2 separate regions of the Homo sapiens genome follow, and region 2 is linked to region 1. The links are chromatin contacts, found by Hi-C in ENCODE. All regions are on one chromosome and are shown on one strand. The core of a region is the stretch at or near the end of the contact, and the rest is flanking DNA. Distances in the headings are between cores, read along the strand shown.

Region 1 (6,967 bases), core at 875-3,374:
TGCTGCTGGGCCTTGTTGGCTGCTGCCCTGATGATGGTGTCTGGGGTGAAACTCAGTTGTCAAGGTGTCCCCCTCTGTCATATGAGGTCCAGCCATTCCCTAGGTGAATCCTTTCCTCCCTGGTGGGGGTTCCCAGGCGGTTGGATGCTGAGCCAGCCACTCCATCTGCCACCTTCTTCCTCTCTTGGGTCTGGTCAAGGGAGACTGAACACAAATGTCTCAGTCAACTGGAGCCAAGGGTCTGTGTCCTCAGGGACTTTCTGCCAATGGCTGCTCTGGAAGACTGAGACTCATCCTTCTGGACTTTGGCACCCACCTGGCCCTGTCCTGACCTCCCAGGGAGCACAGGCAGGGCCTGGGGCTGAAGCTGCCTGTAGGTCACTGCAGGGCTCTGCCTCCTGGGAAGGGTGACCCATCCAGTGAGGTGAGAATGAGTAGGCGCTGGCTGAGAGAGCCCTTTGTCTCCTTTCCCCTAACATCACCCAGAAGCCACTGCCAGGGGTACAGTCCTCACTGCTGTCCTGAGCTGGGGCCAGGGAGAGTGGCTGGGGCACGCCTCGGCTCCCAAGGTAACTAGGGCTGCTGCTTATCTAGCAGGGTCAGCCATGTACCACACAGCCTCCCCTAGAGGGAAGGACCGCATGACTTTTTGTCCAGCAGGGGAAGAAAAAGATGAAAGATGGAGAAACAGTATCAACAGTCAGGCTTGGGAGACAGGAGGGAGCCGCAGAGGATGGGCTGCTCATGTTGGGGGCTGGGGCGGGGCTGTGTGGAGCAGGGTGTGGGTGTGGAGCCAGTTTGGACTCACATGGGCCTGACTTCAAGTTGTGACTCTGCAACCTATCAGCCGGTGACTTCAGTGGGGTCTGTGCCCTTTCTGAGCCTTAGTTTCTTTATTTGTAAAGTAGGAAGATAATCATGCCTCCCTCCCAGGGTTGCTGAGGGAATTAAAGTGTCTGTAAGGCAGTGCCATGTGGTCACTGCTCTGTCAATGTTCACTTTTATTAAACTGGTGGGAAAGGCAAGGGGCTTAGGAATGGGAGTTTTGATCGCAAGCCAGCCTTTGGTACAGGGTGTGGGGTTGGGTAGGCAGGTTTACATCTCTTCATTTTGTGGTCAACAGAGGGAGAGGCAAAAGAGTACTTTTTACAATATCTAGAAAGAGGTGAAAGGAAGGACTGAAACAGATATCTGTATACCCACGTTCATAGTGCATTATTTACAATAGTCAAAGGTGGAAGCAGCCCAGGTGTCCATCGACAGATGAAGGATAAACAAAACGCAGCATGTACCTGCAGCGAATATGAACCTTGAGGACATTATGTTGAGTGAAAGAAACCAGTCACAAAATACCGTACGATTGCACTTACATGGGGTCCCCAGAATAGGCAAATTCATACAGATGGAAAGTAGAATGGTGGGTGCCAGGGGCTTGGAGGAAGGGGAAGGGGGAATTAGTGTTTTGTGGGTGCAGAGTTTCAGTTTGGAAAGAGGCAGAGTTCTGGAGACGGAAGGTGCAGATGGTTGCACAGCAATGTGAATGCGCTTAATGCCACTTCAACATGGTTAAAGTGGCAAACTTCTTGTGATGCATATTTTACTACATGAACAAACCAGACGTTACAGCTGGGTGGCATTCCCTGTGGGCGGAGGGGAGGGGCTGGCTGACCCCTTAGCTCTGGAGCCTCACTCCCGTTCCGGGACTGTCTTCATTAGGCCCTGCAAGGCCCAGTGCTGATGAAGGCAAGGCCTCTGCCTGCTGGCCGAGCCCCTGGGCAGGCGTATCTTAAGGCAGCCCCTCCAGTGCCAGCCCTGCTTCCAGCTCCTCTCCAGAAGCCCCTCATTTATTAGGAGAGTGCTTCCTGCTGTCTTCTCCAACCCCATTGGCAGCCCGGTTGAGCACCGGGGGCTGGCACTCTTGTTGACCCAGGCAGCCAGGGCTGGTACAGCCGCAGGCCCGGCCTCACAGCCGAGCTATCCTGGCAGCTGGAGGCCTCCGGGGCCAGGGGCCGGCTCCGGGTCCAGAAATAGGGCGAGCAGGTGGCGCGGGGGAGCGGGCTTGTCAGGCAGCGCTCTGAAGTACCAGCTCTGCTCCGCCAGGGGGAGATAGAGCCCCGCAGTTGGCTCCGCGGCTTGCGCGGCCGTAGCCAGAAAGCTGCTTCGGAGCTGGGGTCGGGAACCCGGCTCTGGGCCTGACCAGATTCCCCTAGCCCCCATCTGATCCCTGCAGGGCTCCCAGGCCCCGACCTGCGCTGTGCGTGGCCCTCGCCAAAACCAATGCCTCGGGTATCTATTAATATTGGCTATGAAACAAAGCAACCCCCAAACTCAGTGGCTTAAAACTACCATTTTATTCTCGCACGTTTCTACGAGTTCTTCTGATCCACGTGGTGTCGACTGGGGCTGCTGCATTTGCAGGCTCGGCTGGCTGACACCCCAGGGGGCTGATCCTCCCACTGGGCTGGCCCTCCCACGGGGCTGGTCTTCCATGAGCTGGTCCTCCCAGGGGGCTGGTCCTCCACAGGCTGGTCCTCCCACGGGGCTGGTCCTCCACAGGCTGGTCCTCCCACGGGGCTGGTCCTCCACGGGGTTGGTCCTCCCACAGGGCTGGTCTTCCACGGACTGGTCCTCCCACGGGGCTGGTCCTCCACGGGATTGGTCCTCCCACGGGGCTGGCCCTCCCGGGGCTGGCAGTGGTGCTGACTGTCGACTGGGAGCTGGCTGGGGCTCCCGACCGTAGTCAGTGCCCACGCGAGCCGCTCCTGTGGCTGTGCTCCTCCAGGGAGGACCCTAAAAGCCAGTGTTGAGGAGGGGAGAAGAGGAAGTTCCTCCGCAAGGCGAGACCCAGATAGGCACAGAGCCACTGCCGCAGACTCCTGCTGACCTCTCAGGGCCAGGCCGACCCAAGGGCAGGAAAACAGATGCCGCCTCTTGGAGAGAGGGACGAGGAATTTGGCGGCCGGCTTTAACCTTCCCTAGAGCTTGATGTCTCCGGGCCTCGGTTTCCCGTCCGCCAAATGGAGCCCTATGCTACGAGAGCTACCACTTATTCCACCAGACTTTTACAGATCTTTACAACCCCCAGGAGAGGGTCAGAGGCAGAGAGCAGGCTTCGAGGGAGCCAGGGAGGCTCTTGCTTAGGTAGCTGGCTAGGAGTTAACTTTCCCAGGGACAAAAGCCACATTCATTGGAAGCTTTTGAGGTACCAGGTTGTGTGCTTTACTTTCATTACCTTTAATCTTCAAAGTAACCCTGTAAGGTGAGTAAAATTGCCCCCATTTTATAGATGACAAAGCTGAACCCCTGTTAGTGAGTTGCAGGACTCACCCCCTTCTCCAAACCCCTGTTAATGACTTGCAGGACTCACCCCGCTAGAGAAGGGGAGAGCAGTCTCTACATTCCAGGGGGCCTTTCTCTGAGAAGCATGTGCTTCTGCCAACGCACTGCCTGCCCAGAAAGCAAAGCCCTACTGTGTTTGTAGCTCAGGAATCTTCACAGCAGGAGGACAAGGATGACTGGCATGCGAAGGGCCCTTCTGAGCCATTTATGGCAGGGAGTGGAGGAGCAGGGAGCTGGCTGGCTGGGAGGATTCTGGAAGGATGGGCTGTGTGGGAGAATCATGTGCAGTTGGGGAATGCCATCTGACTGCTGTCTCTGAAGGAAGGGCCAGACATGGGAAGATAGCACTGAATTTACAGTATGAGGGATTGGGATTCATCTCAAGATAGTGGTTGAAGAAAAAGGTTCTCCCCCGATGTTAAAGGAAAAGACCTTTATTCTGTTGGGGCATGTATAATGCAGACATAGAAGAATATACTGATATTGTAACAGAACTCACAACAGAATATACTGCTATTGTAACAGAACTCACTTATCCTTAGTAATGCCCTTTACACTGAAATTGTCCCGTTTGGGCAACTGAAAAATGAGTATGACCATTGCCTGCTGTCGGGGGCAGGGCATTGCCACAGCAGAATTGGAGAGCCAAAAACTCAAATTCTCAGGTATGACATGACAAATAGGAAGAAATGTGATCAGTCAGAAACAGTTTCTCCTCAAGCTCTGTTGCTCAGAGATAACCACTGATGTCACTTGCATAGTTTTTGATGTTTTCTGCGTGCAGGAATTTTTCACAGGGCTGTATGCAGCCTACCTGGATGTATAATATTGCCTCTTGTGTTTCTGTCTCTTTTCTTTATTTAACATTATAGACCTTTTCATCATGATGTAAACCTCACAGTTACTTTGTGATGTGGACAATTTTTCTTCCATTCTATTAATGAAAACTGGAGTCTCAGAGAGGTCCTGCAGTTTGCGCAAGATCCCACAGCTAGTGAACAGCAGATTTGAGACACACGTCTAGGTCTCTGATGGACTGAACTCCTTCTGCTCTGCCAGCTGCTTCCTATAATCCGGGGCACCCCTGTCGGCCTGGTGTTTGGAGGCAGGTGGGGAGAGGGTAGACCCCCAAGGGCTTTCCATTTGCTCACATGCTTGAGTTGTGTGGACCAGGTATTAATGGATTCTCTGTGTATCTTAGGTTGTTTGCAGTGAATGGGCTGCCTGTTCTTTGGTTCCAGCTTAGTTTAGAAATGTGGTAGCTATTATATTGGGCCACCCAGCAGGGACCTCCCTTTTCTTCCTTTTTTGGGTAAGATACCTGGTCCTCAGGTCTTCTGCAGATCACAGGGATTGGCACGAGTTTTTCCCCAGGATTTTTCTCCTGTTGGTAGTGGAAAGACTGTCTCTTCCCATGGGGTCGCAGTCCTGGAAGAATGTGACTCTGGGTTGCCAGCAGAATGGCTCACCAAGGGCATGACCTGCATCCTGGATTCAGTTGTGTGGGATGCCATCAACCCCACTCCCACCCCATCCTTCTCAGTTATATGACTGAGCACATCCTTTTGTGATGGAACAAGTCAGTGCGGGGTTTTTGTCACGTGCAATCAAGGGTCTTGAACAGAACAGGAGTCATTCATTATAACCAACAGCAACTTACTCAAACTAACTCATGTATAAAAGTTTGTGTGTGTGTGTGTGTGTGTGTGTGAGTACGTAGGGAATTCTTTTGGCATTGAGGAACAGGACATACAACTTGACCTTGTGAGAAATGGGGAGTCAGGAGGGAGTTCCTCAGGCCATCTTTCCTCCTCTGTTCCTTTGGGGTCTCAGTTTCACCACTGCATCCCTCTGGGTTTCTGCTCCACTCATCTATTTTCCTCTGTAGACTGGCTGGTCTGTGACTTGTTGGATGCTCTGGTACCTAAGCTCATCTGTGGCTTTGGACAGCCTTGGTGCCCACGATGGTCCTGATCCTCAAGGTCTGCATCTCAGCCACACCTGCAGGATCTCCTGGTGTGCTGTGCTAATTACATGGACCCAGGAGGAAAGCAAAAATGCATATCTAGTCCTGGGTCAATCATCTGTGGACAGAAGCATGAGGTCATGGGTATAGTCACGGTTCCATAGACCACCTCTTCAGCAAAGGCCATGGGTGGAGCATTTTCTCTTAGTGGGAATGATAGGGAGGCAGCCATGGCATGCCTGGTGCAGAGTGGCTGACACTGGTTGTCCCAGATTCCCCTGTGGTCAGAGGTCCCGTGGCCTTCAGTGGTCTGAGTCATCCTGCCATGCTTCCTCATGCCATAAGGGAGACCCTCACCATCTAGTTCCCATCCTCGCGCTTTCATCCTAGTGACTGGAATCCTCCCCTACATGCCACTCTTCCCACACTTCCATCCACCACCATGACTGAGTGGATTCTCCCCAGCAGGTGCCACACTGTGTGGCTTTGCCCTCCTGCTGGTCTCTCTGACCCAGCACTGCTTCTGTCTTTGATAGCCAGAAAGATCCAGCTCAGCTGCCCACTTCCCATGATAACCTTTCTTGATTTCAAAACTTTCCTCTCTCTGCTCCCTAGTCTCTCCTTGCTTCCTCTAGTAGAGTATTCATTACAGTGAGTTATAATAACGTTTTTCTTTTGTCTGTCTCCCACACTAGGCAGTAATTTAGTATGATGTAATGGGAAGACTTTGGCATAAAAAAATCCTGAGTTCAAATTATGACCCAGTTATACTACACATTAGCCGTATGTCTATGATGAGTGATTCAACCTTTTTGAGTGTTAATTCCTAATTTGCAAAATACAGACAATAATGGTGCCCACCTCATAGGCCTATTGTGAATACTAAATAAGATAAATATATAAAGTGAGTTGCATTGTGCCTTTATTGAAGGCAGGGACAATGCTTAACTCATCTTTTCTTCCTCAGTGCCAAGCATGGGGACTATCATATAGGAGACTTTGTACAACTTTGTTGAATGGATGAATGTTTAATTCAAAGAATAAAGAAGCTCTAAGAATGGACTGTTGAATACTGGGATAAAAGGGGATGCTTTGAGGCATATACTAAAAGAGATTGGGAGGTGTCTGTTAGTTGAGAATTCATGATGCATAAGACACCTCATCCCCTAACCTTTCCTAGGCCCATGGAGGTCTATGGTTGCCAACAAAGGAAGGATGGTCACAAAGGAGTTGGTAGGATCAGACTTATCTGTATTGTCTTTGGCTGCATAACAATAGTACCACAAACTTCATAGCTTAAAATATCACCCATTTATTATCTCATAGTTTCTATGGGTTAGGATTCTGGGCACTCTTTAACTGGATTTCTGTAAGACTGCAATCAAGGTATTGACCATGGCTGGGGTCTCATCAGTTCCCTGGAAGCTGCTGGACTAAGAGCCCTAGTTGTGTGCATTGGCTGTGGTAAGAGATTACCCTCTAGTTTCCTGCTACATGGCCCTCCCCACAGGCAGCTTATAACATCACAGTTTGCTTCTTCAAAGTCAGCAGGGGAAAGGGAGAGACTGCAATAGAACAGGCACTACTATCTTATGTAATATACCCATATTCAGAAATCAGGTACACATATGCCTGTAAGCCCCATCACCTTTGGCATATTCT
Region 2 (6,754 bases), core at 394-2,893, 200 kb before region 1:
CCTGGCCCATGGGAAGAACGTTGGGCCTGTTTGCACCACCACTCTCTCTGAGCTGGCTTCCCTCCCTCCTCCCCATCTACACATCTTTTCTCTATCTCAGAGCCTCTGCCGACTGAGCCTCCTCCGACACAGCTCCTTTCTTTCCGTGCTTCTTCCCTTATGCTCCTGACTGCTCCCCGGGGCTTCTGTCTCCGCCTCCTCTCAGCTGTGTTGGAGCCGCTCAGCTCTGCCCCTACCCGGCCGTGTGCTGGCACTGGTTCATGCCACGCTGGCTTGAGGGAGCTGATGGTTCTGTTTTAAGCGAGCATTGAAACAGTCGTGGCAGGACTGTTTACACGATGGAAATCAGTAAGCACTGTTTCGGTGACGTCTGGGCCACACTTCACAGGTTAAGGACACAGTCCCCGTAAGACTGTCTTCCTACAGACTCCAGCCACAAGTTTGGTGGCAGGTCACCCTTGGGTGGCTACAAATTCAGGAATCGGGGTTTGGTAATTTACTGGATAATTTACTGGAATGACTCAGGGAACTCAAGAAAGCACGATGCTTAGGATTACAGTTTTATTATAAACACAAAGATACAAGTCAGAACCAGCCGAAGGGAAAGATGCATGAGTGAGGCCTGGGAGTGTCCCAAACACGAAGCTTCCGTCATTCCCAGACACGACTGTCTTCCCGCACATTGTGTGTGACGGTGCACAGAGTGCTGTCGCCCAGGGAAACTCACCGGAGCTGTGACGTCTGGAGTTCTTACTGGGTTTCATTATGTAGGCGTGGTTGATCGGATCACAGCTCACGGGACTTCATTTCGAGCCCCTCTCCCTTAGCCCGGGTCAGGCTGACATCTCAAAGCCCCAACCCTCTCCTTACACGGTTGGTCTTTCTGGCCTGGTGGCCCCCCATCCTGAGTTACCTTGCTAGCATAAACCATGGGCTGTAGCTCAAGGATCCACCATGAATAATAAGGGTTTAGAGGCAACCTCCCAGGACCTAGGGACAAGGACCAGCCAAACTGTCAATTACACAGCTACGAATCAGCGTCCACTGCCCCTCCCCTGTGTTTCCATTCCTGTCTCCGAGAGCAGGCCCCGGACAGGCCAGACTCATCTTTTCCTAGCATGCAGCATCACGAACTCTAACAAGCCTCTGGCCAGGTGCCACCCCGCCCAAGCTGCTGGAGAAAAATTCACCCTTTGCCTCTCCTCCCATGGGACCTGCCCTTCTCTTCTGCTCCCCTACCCCGCATTTAGTGACCTGAATCTCTGGCTTTCTATTTGTCCTTGCCAAATGTTATCTTTGCTGGTTTTAGCCTGTTCTTCCTCCTGTTGGATCATTTTTATATCCTGGATTTGTTAACTCAGACATGGAATGACTGCATCGTGCTGTTCACAGTTTTGGCAACTGCAGTTCCCATGTTTATGTAAGTCATTTGCAAGACCCTCCGTAATCAGTTGCTACAGCCCTCCCAGCCTCTGGACAGGGGTTTGAGCCTGTTGTTAATACATTGTCCCTACACTTCACTGCTCTCAGCCCTCCTCCTTGCCGAGTCTCCCAGGCCTCACACGTGCCTAGAGGATGTCTCCAGGGTTACTGCTCCCAGACCACGTGTGCAGGCCCCACCCACTGGCAGCTCCCACAGCCCAGGGCATCCCTGCCTTGCACAGTGAGACCTGTCGTCTCTGCCTTAGACGGAGCTCGGTGGAGCTCTCCTGGGTTTGGTGCAGAAGCAAAAAGGAGGCTCCTCTTTCCCACCCTGAGTCTATCTTGTCTCCTCACCCCCTGTCCTTGAAAGGAAGGCGTAGACACCTTTCCTCCTCTCCACCTCTGCCCTAGGGACTTGCACACACTTTTCCTCAAGAGCCTTCTCTGGGGACTTCTCTGGCTGCACTTGCCCACCGCCTTTAGTTTCGGACAACCACAGCTGAGGAGTGCCGCCTTTTGCTGGGGCTTGCTGTGTCCCAGGGACATTTTCCTCCTTTCTGTCTCTCAGTCTTCACCACAGCTCCCTGAAATACTGTTTTTACCCCCTGTTTTTAGATAAGAAAACAGAGGCTTGGAGATAGTAAAAGCTCACTCAAAACCGTCATGAGCATACATCACAGGTCTAGGTTTGCATCCAAGCGGTCCACACATTCAACAGGTGTTTAGTGAACACCTATTGTATGCTGTCTGCCTCTGGAGCCCTCGTGCCTTCTACACCACCTGCCGCCTCTCATGCTGCTGAGGACCCAGGACTGGTGGGAGTGCCAGGTGGGAATGGGAGGGGGTGGGTGGGTGCCAGGGCTCTAGTAGGGGCACAGGGTGGGGGGGCGCTCACTCCTCCTGTCCCCCACTAGATGGGGCTGCTTGGTTGGACATCTCAGGCAGTGCTGGGTCAAACTGTCCGTCCACACCTTGTGGGCTTTAGGGCCCTTCTCTAAGCCCAGGGATGTCCAGCCTGCCCGGAGAGCACTCAAGAATGACCAGGAAGCTACCCAGAGGGGTTCCCACATCATGCTGGGATGTGGAGGGGACTGGAGCCCGAGGGGACTTGGAGGCCCCCTGACTCATGACCTACATTTTCATTTCTCAGAAGTTGCAGCTATGGAAGGTTCTGGAAGGTTGATGGCCCACGAAGACACAGGAGGATGGACCCCAGAGGCAGTTTCTATGAACAGAGACATGCCTGGAACTGTGGGGTTCATATTTAGTTAACATTTTTTTAAGTTTAAAATTTTTAAATTTTGTGGATTCATAATAGCTGTACATACTAGTTTTCTCCCTGCAAACTTAATTTTGAAAAATTGCTAGCCTACAGAAAAGTTGAAAGCATAGTACAATGAACACCTGTTTATCTCTCACCTGGAGCCACTACTTGTTAATATTTGGTCAATTCGGCCGGGCGCAGTGGCTCACGCCTGTAATCTCAGCACTATGGGAGGCTGAGGAGGGTGGATCACCTGAGGTCGGGAGTTCAAGACCAGCCTGACCAACGTGGAGAAACCCTGTCTCTACTAAAAATACAAAATTAGCCGGGCGTGGTGGTGCATGCCTGTAATCTCAGTTACGGGGAGGCTGAGGCAGGAGAATCACTTGAACCCGGGAAGCGGAGGTTGCGGTGAGCTGAGATGATGCCATTGCACTCCAGCCTGGGCAAAGAGAGTGAAACTCCGTCTCAAAAAAAAAAATATTTGGTCAATTCTTCTTGGTCTCTTTCTCACACTGTGTGCGTGTGTGCATGTGTGAGTCGTTGGAAAATCAGTGGCAGACAGCATGTCACTTCCCCCGAACACTCCAGCAGCATCTCCTAAACACAGGCACATTCTCTGATATAACCTCGGTGCTGTTCTTGGTGCTATTATTCTTTTAAGAAAAGAATGGAAGGGAAAATATACTTGGCTTAGGAACGTGACAAATCCCCAGTGAGGCCTGGTTGCCAAGAGTGAGAACATGAGGAAGCCAGCTGGGAGAGTCTCCTTCCCTTGCTTTGAGGGAAATCCGAGGCCTAGCTTGTATTCACGTCATGACTTGAGCTTTACTTTGCTGTGCTTTGCAGGTGATTCATATGGGCAGGCATGATTTCATCTGAATGTGGAGGACCGTCTCTCAGGAACTCTAATTCTTCCCAGTGGAACTGTGAGAAACTCAGTCATTTGTCTTTTGCTTTTTTTTCCTCTTTTTACTTCACTGTCAATTTTCGAACCAGTATAGACGTTGAGGAAGTCTCATTCTTCTCAGACTGGCAGTCACTGCATACTGTGTAGTTACATCTTGCTGGTCATCAAAAAAATGCAAATTCATACGGGTGAAGAGATAGCTTAGGACCACATTAGTAAGTGTCCACAAGTTAGTAAATGCATGTTTGGCGGATGGTGAGGCCTGGTCCTTTGAAAGGAATGGCAAGCTGCGTGGGCACCCTTCGTGTGCAGGAGTGCACGTTTAGGTCATACTAGTTTTCAAGAACAATTCCAAAGTGTGGCCTGGGACCCCCAACACTACATTGCAACCAGTGAGCTACAACTCTCCCATCATCCCTCCAAACAACAAAGAGTTGATGAAGCAGTGTATACTAAAGATGGAAAACTGCAATATGTTCCTTTTTTAAAGCTATTTTCCTTCTGAATAATTTTTTTTTCTTTGAGACAGAGTCTGGCTCTGTCGTCCAGGCTGGAGTGCAGTGGCGTGATCATGGTTCACTGCAGCCTCAACTTCCCGGGCTCAAGCCATCCTCTCACCTCAGACTCCCGAGTAGTTCGGACTCCAGGTGTGCGCCACCATGCCTGGCTCACTTTTTCTATTGTTTGTAGAGATGAGTCTCACTGTATTGCCCAGGCTAGCCTTGAACTCCTAGACTCAAGCTATCTTCCCCCTTTGGCCTCCCAAAGTGCTGGGATTACAGACATGAACCACTATGCTGGGCTGTAATTTTTTTTTTTAAGCAATTGGTTCTTCACTTTTACTTTTGTATACATATTTTTTTTGTTATGTCTTTCTACTGCTGGATACGCAGGTGTCTCTGAAAATGGAACATTCCAGCTTTTAAAAACTTCATCATATGCTTTTTCATATGGCAGAAACCGACCTGTATTTTGAAAAGATAAAAAGTTTTGAGGCTGGGCACAGTGGCTCACGCCTGTAATCCCAGCACTTTGGGAGGCCGAGGCGGGTGGATCACCTGAGGTCAGGAGTTCAAGGCCAGCCTCACCAATATGGAGAAACCCCATCTCTACTAAAAATACAAAAATTAGCCAGGCATGGTGGCTCATGCATGTAATCCCAGCTACTCGGGAGGCTGAGGCAGGAGAATTGCTTGAACCCAAGAGGCGGAGGTTGCAGTGAGCTGAGGTAGTGCCATTGCACTCTAGCCTGGGCAACAAGAGCGAAACTCCATTTCCAAAAAAAAAAAAAAAAAAAAAAAAAAAGGTTTCAACCAAATGGTAGGGGAGGGATTTTAACGTTCACTTTAGAATCTCCTGGTGCCATTTCCCACAGCATAATCAAGATGCCACAGTTGATCTCATGTCAGAGTGATAGTGTAGCAGGACGAGCTGCAGACAAAACCCCTCAGACACCGAATTAAAGAAGGAAGGGCTTTATTCGGCCGGGAGCATAGGCAAGACTCACGTCTCAAAAACTGAGCTCCCCAAGTGAGCAATTCCTGTCCCTCTTAAGGGCTTACAACTCTAAGGGGGTCCACGTGAGAGGGTCGTGATTGATTGAACAAGCAGGGGGTACGTGACTGAGGGCTGCATACACAGGTAAGAATGGAACAGAACAGGACAGGGATTTTCACAGTGCCTTTCCATACAACGTCTGTAATCTATAGATAACATAACTGATTAGGTCAGGGGTCGATCTTTAACTACCAGGCCCAGGGTGTGGCGCAGGGCTGTCTGCCTGTGGATTTCATTTCTGCCTTTTAGTTTTTACTTCTTCTTTCTTTGGAGGCAGAAATTGGGCATAAGACAATATGAGGGGTGGTCTCCTCCCTTATTCGATGAGCCAGTTCTGCCCTAGTGGAGTTCGTCAGTGCTGTTAGACAGGAGCAACAATCCCCAACTCTACATTCAGAGCCCTTTCAGCTATTTTTCTCAAGTCCAACACAGCACAGCACCGACCTGGTACGTGCGGTCGACAATTTTCAGGGCACCTACCCAGCTCATTTCCTCTTGGCAAGAGCCATGCTTTTAATGTGAGAATGAACCCATGACCTCAGCTAGGCAGTCAGCTTCTCTCACAGCTATGGGAAGTGGACAGAGAGATGCCACCTGGGCAGCCTCGCCAGCTGTTTGGGCAGATGCCTGTGAACTTGGGTACCTAAGATGGCCACAGGCCGCCATGGGCACAGGGAGGCCAGAAACTTCGCTTTGCCTCCCAAGGGCAGCAGGATCTGGACAGGGATGCTGTCTGCACCTTATGGACTGCAGGGTAGGGGGCTGCACTGGCTCCTTTCTGCAGGATGAACTACTCATCTGGTGCTGTCACTCCTCCACTCCCCCTGGCTTATCTCACGTGGAAGAGCTGCAGCCATTGCCATTTAGATGGATTTTGCAATGCGATTCCTGACCTTTGATTCTATCCCCAGTGCCCTCAGGATAAATTCTGAACTCGCTGACTTAGAAGGCCTTCAGTAACCTGACCTGAAGCCTCTTCCTGCTCCCTCATCTCTTGGTACTTTTCCTCACATTACCTCACAGCCAAATGGTTAGGCACCTCTGGTTAGGCATTCACTGTCCCTCAGCCAGGAATGGTCTGTCTTCACTCCTGTCCCCTTCACCTGGCTCACTCCTGTTTAGTCTCCAGGTTTTAATGTCAATGCTACTTCCTCAGAGAAGCCTTTCACAGCCCATAAGGATGGGTTAGCTGCTCCTCCCATGGGACCCCAAGGTAACTTGTCCAGCTCCATTTAGGGTAAAAACAGCTCTCAGGCTGGGAGATTTTAAAATTCCAATTAGAATCTGCCTGCAGCATACACTGAAATCCTTGCACCATTCTGTAAGAGTCATCCCAGAGATGAAGTGGCATGTCCAAGCAGCTAGGCAAGCCGCCCTTCCCACCACAGTCACCCACCAGCAGCAGGCACCCAGGCAACCCCGCAGTAAGACAGGAGCACTTACACTCCAAGAGTCTCTCACCACAAAGGCGGTTGTTCATTGTTTCAGCAACTATGCTGCAAACACCCTCAGACTCAAACTCCACAAATGCATAGCCTATGTGAGTTGCAGTCCGCAACAGAAAATCCACAAGAAATAGACCAATCATCAGACTCCTAAAT

The links. A loop is a pair of places that touch in the nucleus more often than their neighbours do. Pooled maps may share reads with other maps.
Region 2: a loop to region 1 is called in a map of HCT116, with 14 times the contacts of the local background. The contact joins two enhancer-like sites. A Hi-C loop is called at or near these places in 2 of 168 maps with a recorded cell type or tissue (HCT116 and PC-9) and 4 of 50 pooled maps.

Annotation. Positions count from the first base shown.
Region 1 is chr2:126,967,313-126,974,279 of GRCh38, reverse strand. No RefSeq gene overlaps it. Among named protein-coding and RNA genes, the nearest start is that of TEX51, 72 kb to the right of the region's middle. RefSeq lists an enhancer at 2,348-3,315. Within about 2 kb of position 2,124, at least 11 of the 41 ENCODE cell types and tissues checked have a DNase peak (open chromatin) inside an H3K27ac peak, as active enhancers do.
Region 2 is chr2:127,169,965-127,176,718 of GRCh38, reverse strand. It overlaps the pseudogene NIFKP9. Among named protein-coding and RNA genes, the nearest start is that of CYP27C1, 47 kb to the left of the region's middle. RefSeq lists an enhancer at 5,222-5,773. Within about 2 kb of position 1,643, at least 18 of the 41 ENCODE cell types and tissues checked have a DNase peak (open chromatin) inside an H3K27ac peak, as active enhancers do.